2 separate regions of the Mus musculus genome follow, and region 1 is linked to region 2. Evidence: chromatin loops called from intact Hi-C (ENCODE). Cell type or tissue: left cerebral cortex. All regions are shown on one strand. Links, peaks and the distances in the headings refer to the core of each region. The heading gives the core; the rest is flanking DNA.

Region 1 (2,918 bases), core at 194-2,693, 57 kb before region 2:
AAAACAGAGGAATGCAAACACAAAGACTGGCAGGAAGTGGGCAATAAAACAACTGAGACAAAGTCAGCTCTATCTAAGGTCAGCTATATTCTTAGAAGCCAGGTGTGAGGTCTTTACACTCCCGGGGCAAGGGCTTTCACGCCCAAGCTATGGCTCTAATTAGGGAGTTCCCGCTCTGGCTAACCTTCTCATGAATAATGCAATACTCTAGTCTCCTTAAATCACAGCCCAATCTACTTCCTAAACCACTGTAAATTCCTGTATATGGGAGCGACTTGGCTTTTATTCTAAGTGATTGTGTGTGTGGGGGTGGGGGGGACTATTTTACTAATAAGTAATGTAGTCTGCCATACATAACTATAATAAGAATTTTAAACTTACATTGCTAAGCTTGCTCTGAGATTTCTATCTCTATGTAGTAGATAGTAATGCCTGATTTCTTTCACTATCTCTCTTACAAGACTAGAGGCAATTCAAATGTACTAAATAGGTAACATTCTTACTGAATTCAAAGCCAAGGACAACCTAGGGCATTGGTGACGGCCAGGAAGCAAAGTTAGATTTTGTTTAGGTATTTGGCAAGTCATTGCTTGGAGGTACCTATAATAAAACAATACTGAAAGAGAGCACACAGATCCATTTGCAAGGACAAACAAAATTGGAGCATACGTGCTATGGGATGCCACAGTTCCAGGAGACTAAGTTTCTGTGACTTCCAGGTTTCTAAACCTGTCAAGCAAGTCACTACTGGAGTGGATGTAGCACCCTATCATAAATTCCTTGTGAATTCCTTGCTTAGAATTTTGTCCCATACTTAGGCCTCTACTTAGGATGGTAGTCAACATCTGTTTTGTTGTTTTCACAAACCACTGGAGTGAACCTGAGCCCTCTTCCTCTGAAGAGCTGGTCAATCCCTACAGGCAGCCTCTAGCCCTCAGCTTTTACTTTCTCCCAAGGACTGCTTAGGAGAAAGTATGAAACAAGAAGCATTGAGGAAAAAGCATTGGAACTAGGAGGGATTGGTAGCAACCTATTCTTCCTATGCAAGGTCTAATTTATAAATCTACATTATACTTAGTCTAAGTCTATTTGACAGCTAAAAATATTTACATATTCACCATCTTTCTCTGCCAATTTCAAGAGATGGGATGCTTCTGCTCACTTCCAGAGCCTTCCTTATGCTGTTCTGGCATCCTCAGCAAACAGGTCAGAAAGTTGCTGCCGAGGAAATGGAATAGATATGTCCACCTAGAAGCCAGGTCATAGTGGGGAGAATGGGGCTGCTAATAAGCCTGGGACTCTCTAGGAAAGAGAATATAAAGCTGGGTGAAGTGTAGTTTTGTAGCCACATACATGATGAGAGCACTATGTCTCACTCGCAGTGGCTTCTCTTTGGCATCAGTCCAACTACCCCAGGAAAGGGATGCAGGAATTTTAAAGGCGTTATATAATGCACCGGAGTTTCTTTTTCAGTTTGACAGAAGCTAAGGTCAGGTTTCAGTGCATGTGATGAATCGGAGTGACAGGTATGACAAGAATGAGCAGGCAGAAGAGCAAGATACACAGCCAGCAAAGGGCACCAAGAGAAGCAGTGGGGTATGGCTCTGACTTGCCAAAGCTTTAAAAACAAGCTTTATTTAGGAGGCATGCCCTTACTTTTGCTAGACAGTTCTTGCAGCCAATTTTTTTTTCCTTTTACAAGAACTATTGTGTCATGCTACTCTATTTAAAAACCAAAGATCCAGGGAACCATAAAAAATCTGCACAAAAATCTGAAACTCATGATGCAAGAAGCAGAAATGTGCACAGAGTTAGAGGCCAAAGTGGCAACAGGAACTAGTGTTACACTCGGTACACTAGTGGAAATAACTCCTCTTCTAATTGGTCTGTTCAACCAAGTTTGTTTCACAGGTCTGTACACGTGAGAGAAGAAATTTGTTAGTGGGTCAAATACATAAATTTCAAAATTAACTTTGTATATTAAAAACATTATTATGTATCAGAATTGAGTTCATTTTAAGATTGAGCAATTAAAGAAATACGAAGTAAACCTACGAGAATAAAGATGTTAAAAAACAAATGAATCTTTCAGGTTTTCTTATTTTCCAAAGAGCTCTGTCCCCCTTAATCTCAATTTTGTCAGTCACTGAAAGAGTGCTGACTCAGCTGCAATTTGCAATATCTTAAGTCAATAGTGACCTTCCATTTGTGCGTGCCACTGATTCATCAAGCTCGTTGGTTACCATATTTTAGCTTTATGGATCCAGAATTTTCAGGACCCCTTGCCAAAGGAATTCATATGTGTACCTGTCTTCTCTGCAGTCCCTCTGCACGACATGTATTCAAAACACCCTCTAAGCAGGCTCGACTAGTGGTCTTCCCAGTCACTACAAAGATGGTTGCTCAGTGACTTCATCTTTGAGACTTTCCAGGGAAGCTTCTTCATTCCTAAATAAATGAGTGGAGGCAAGACAGGAATGCTCCCTGGGATACCTGAGGCTTCGCTCTAATCTGAGTTGCCCAGCTCTCTGACCTGCTCCTATGGGATAGCCTTACGCCTTGCCAGCATCTTCTTCAATCTTTCACTACAGCTTAGAATCCCTTACCATACTTAGAAGATGAAGGATGTAAACAGACCTTGCGTTTCTTTGGCTAAAAACAAAACAAAACAGACAAACAAAAATGCCCACAACCAACAAATGAGGTAGACAACTCATCACTATGTTCTTTTCTTTCCTTTCACCTGTTAAACATTGAAAACTGTGTGATATTGACTTTTCCTTAAGTTTCACCTGAGTAAGCATTTACTTTCCAGGATCTTCCATCAAGAAAACAACTAGATTATAAGATTGGAATTAATGCAGGAAACAAACAAAATAAGCAAACCTTTCTTGTTCTTGCTTTTTGTCCTTGAACAA
Region 2 (2,918 bases), core at 235-2,734:
TCCTTGGCTGATCTTATGGAACTACTTTAGTTTTGTAGTGCAATAATAATTTGCTGGATTCCAGTGAGCTATTTTTTTAATTCAATATTTGCATTGTATGGGGTTCTCTAAAGGAAACGAACCAATAGAATACATACACGTTATGAACAAAGATTCACTACATTGGCTCACAAGATATATACCAGGTAATCAAAAAATGTCCATCTTTAGAGCGGAGAGGCTGAGAAGCAGATATCACCTCAGTCCACACATCTGTTTTCTTTCGATATCCCAATCTGGTCTGCAGAAGATTCCTGGAGTCTTGTTGGAATCTGAAGAAGCTGGAGTCTGGTGTCAGTGAAGGATGACAACAGCAGCAGTGACGCACACTGGGTTATTCACCCCTCTCTTAGCTTGTAGACTCAGGAGCATCGGGAGTGTAAAGTTGTCAGCTTCCTGGCACCTCAGCTCCCTGCCAGCAGAGCGTAGGCTCGTTGTCAGAAAATACATTAGCATAGCTAGTAACTGCAAACACGTAACTAGTACTTAGAATAGTCTAGGTATACCTAAACCCACTAAGGAAACTATGTTGTCAGTCCCTTTCAATGTAAGGATTAAGCTTGTGTGGCCTCCTGATGTCAGCCTAAGGCTTTCCAAGAAAGACTTTTCTTTCTGTCCCACAATCAGCCAGGATGCTATCTCCACCTTCCCAGCAGTGGATCCATGTGAGGTTGTTCTAGTTCTCCCCACATTCTAAGCAACCCTAGATTGTTAGATAAAGCTTCGGTGTCCTCCAGAAACATGCCAATTCACATTTTAAGGTGTTATACTTAAAATGAAGAGGAAGGGGAGAATATATTTGAGCCCTTTCTACAGTCCCTCTTTAGTATTTATCATTGCTTGTGTGAATGCTTCTTTCTCTACCTTCATGATTGGTTTGAACCACAGACGTCTTGTTGTTGCATATATAAGTATTTCAATAGAGATGCTAGTTGTTGGTATTAGGACCTCCGAAACCCCTGACATCACATAGGCGAGACTCGAACACCTGTTACCAAGGCAACAACCACCATATTCCCAGAATCCACTTGGCTCACCTCCCACCTTTACGTCATCACCCATATATGAAGAAAGCCCCCCCCCCCCATCTACCCTCCCCCTCTTCCCGCAGCCACCTTGCCCTCTCTCGCCCAATAAACCTCCCGTGGAACTATTTGGTCTGGTGTGGTCCTTCTGAAGCCAAGTCGAAGTCAAGACCGCAACACTAGTTACAAGTTTACTTCTTTTATTACTTTTTCCCCAGGTGGTAAGATGTAAAGCTTCACCAGTAGAGGGCAGCAGAGAGACTGTTGGAGGGAGGGACACTAGTTCTTTGACTGGAAAGGAACTCAGGAGACACAAGATAGTGCTCACCTCCTGGGGAGTGTTGCCAACACTCCAAAGGTTGGTCCCTCAGGTCTAGCTCAGCCAGTTTCCCAGTGTGTTTTACACAGACCCAGTTGGTGCCTTCCAGGCTGCCAGAACCCACCTGCTGAGCCCCAAGCCTGAACCACCTCAATGAACTTCTCTGCCCATCAGCAGACCACAGCACACTCCCCCAGGAGATCTGGACTCAACTCCGGGACTAAGAAAGGGCAGCTGTTGGCTGGGGAGGTGGCGCAGAGGTTAGGAGCGCTTGCTGCCCTTCCAGAGCACACACACTCTGTTCCCAGCACCGGCTGCCCGTGATTCCAGCTCCAAGAATCTGCATGCTGCATTCACACACACGTGACTAGAAATACCCATACACATGAGTCAAAATAAAATTTCTGTGTTTGGAAAGAGTGAGGACCTTCAAAAGATAGAGGACTCCTCTGGACTAATTCCTTCCTCAGCTGTTCCACTTCCATCTTAGAGGAAGACCCACCCTTCTACCTCCTACTCTGCTAGTCTCTGCTTGCCCGGTGTTCATTAATGCCTTATTGCTAACTAGTAAAGCTTGACTTTGAATTTCCCTGTTAAAAGCACGGTGATAGCCATCACTACTAGCACCTTACCAATACAGACAGGAGGCCCAAAGGTTCTCTTACTTTCTCATCTTTCTTAGCACATCAGTGAATCTCAGACCTCCATCCCCCACCCCAGTGGCTGCTGCAGAGATTGAAATATACTTACAAACAACCCAAACTTCAAAATGACACTGTGATCTTTCAGTACCTTCATTTTAATACCCCCACCATGCATAGTTATACTGCTTAAAAGGGAACTGCTATTTGGGGTATGTGTTCTCCCCACTTTTCCCAGAGTTTTTCAGTTCTCAATGTTTCTATGGAGATATCCTCAGGCATAGACTTTTTATTCAGTAACAACAAGTCTACTAAAAGGTCTACCTAGTCAAGGGATGGAGGTAAATATTATCAAAACACATTGTAAGAAATTCTCTAAGAATTAATAAAAGGGACTGGGAGATCCCAGTGAATGAGCTCCTTGTTTTTTATCTAAGATTTCTTTAGGCTGAACCTCCAGCTTTCCATCGATTCCTGAGCAGGCTTTCTCCAGCTGGGCATTAATTCCCATTGAGTTGTCTGTTCCTGAGTTTCCACTCTGGTATGATTTTCTGTGCCTCTCACACCAACTTCAGGGACATTGACTTGCCTTCTGACCTTACTGCTCCTACTGTTTTAGGAAGAATTGCCTTTTCAGTTTATTCGACTTTGTATTCATTGTTCTGATGCAGTGGCAACTCGTACACTTCTCAACGCTATGTAAATAGTTATTATATTTTATTGTCTAGGGAATAATACAAGAAAAAGTCTGTCCATGATCAATTCAGACACACACTCCTCATGGTGCGATGACTTCACAGTTGCAGAACCCACAGATTGAAAGCTGTGCCTATGGAAGGCCAGCCCTACTATGTGCTGAATTGCCAATTTGGTCCACTTAGAAAGTTCCACGTC

Evidence for each region. Hi-C counts contacts between places; a loop is a spot of excess contacts. Peaks named below come from ENCODE experiments on the same cell type or tissue, not always from the same donor. Only the 100,000 strongest peaks of a DNase experiment are listed, where the experiment ranks them.
Region 1: it touches region 2 in a loop (2.0-fold over the local background); 2 of 42 quality-filtered maps call a loop at or near these places.

The regions. Positions count from the first base shown.
Region 1 is chr1:51,400,567-51,403,484 of GRCm38, forward strand. No RefSeq gene overlaps it. Among named protein-coding and RNA genes, the nearest start is that of 9330175M20Rik, 68 kb to the left of the region's middle. In left cerebral cortex, for the core only: no CTCF peak of the experiment used is centred there; DNase peaks (open chromatin) are centred at 1,171 and 1,570.
Region 2 is chr1:51,457,874-51,460,791 of GRCm38, forward strand. No RefSeq gene overlaps it. Among named protein-coding and RNA genes, the nearest start is that of Nabp1, 19 kb to the right of the region's middle. In left cerebral cortex, for the core only: a CTCF peak has its summit at 1,316 (motif pointing right); DNase peaks (open chromatin) are centred at 449 and 1,418.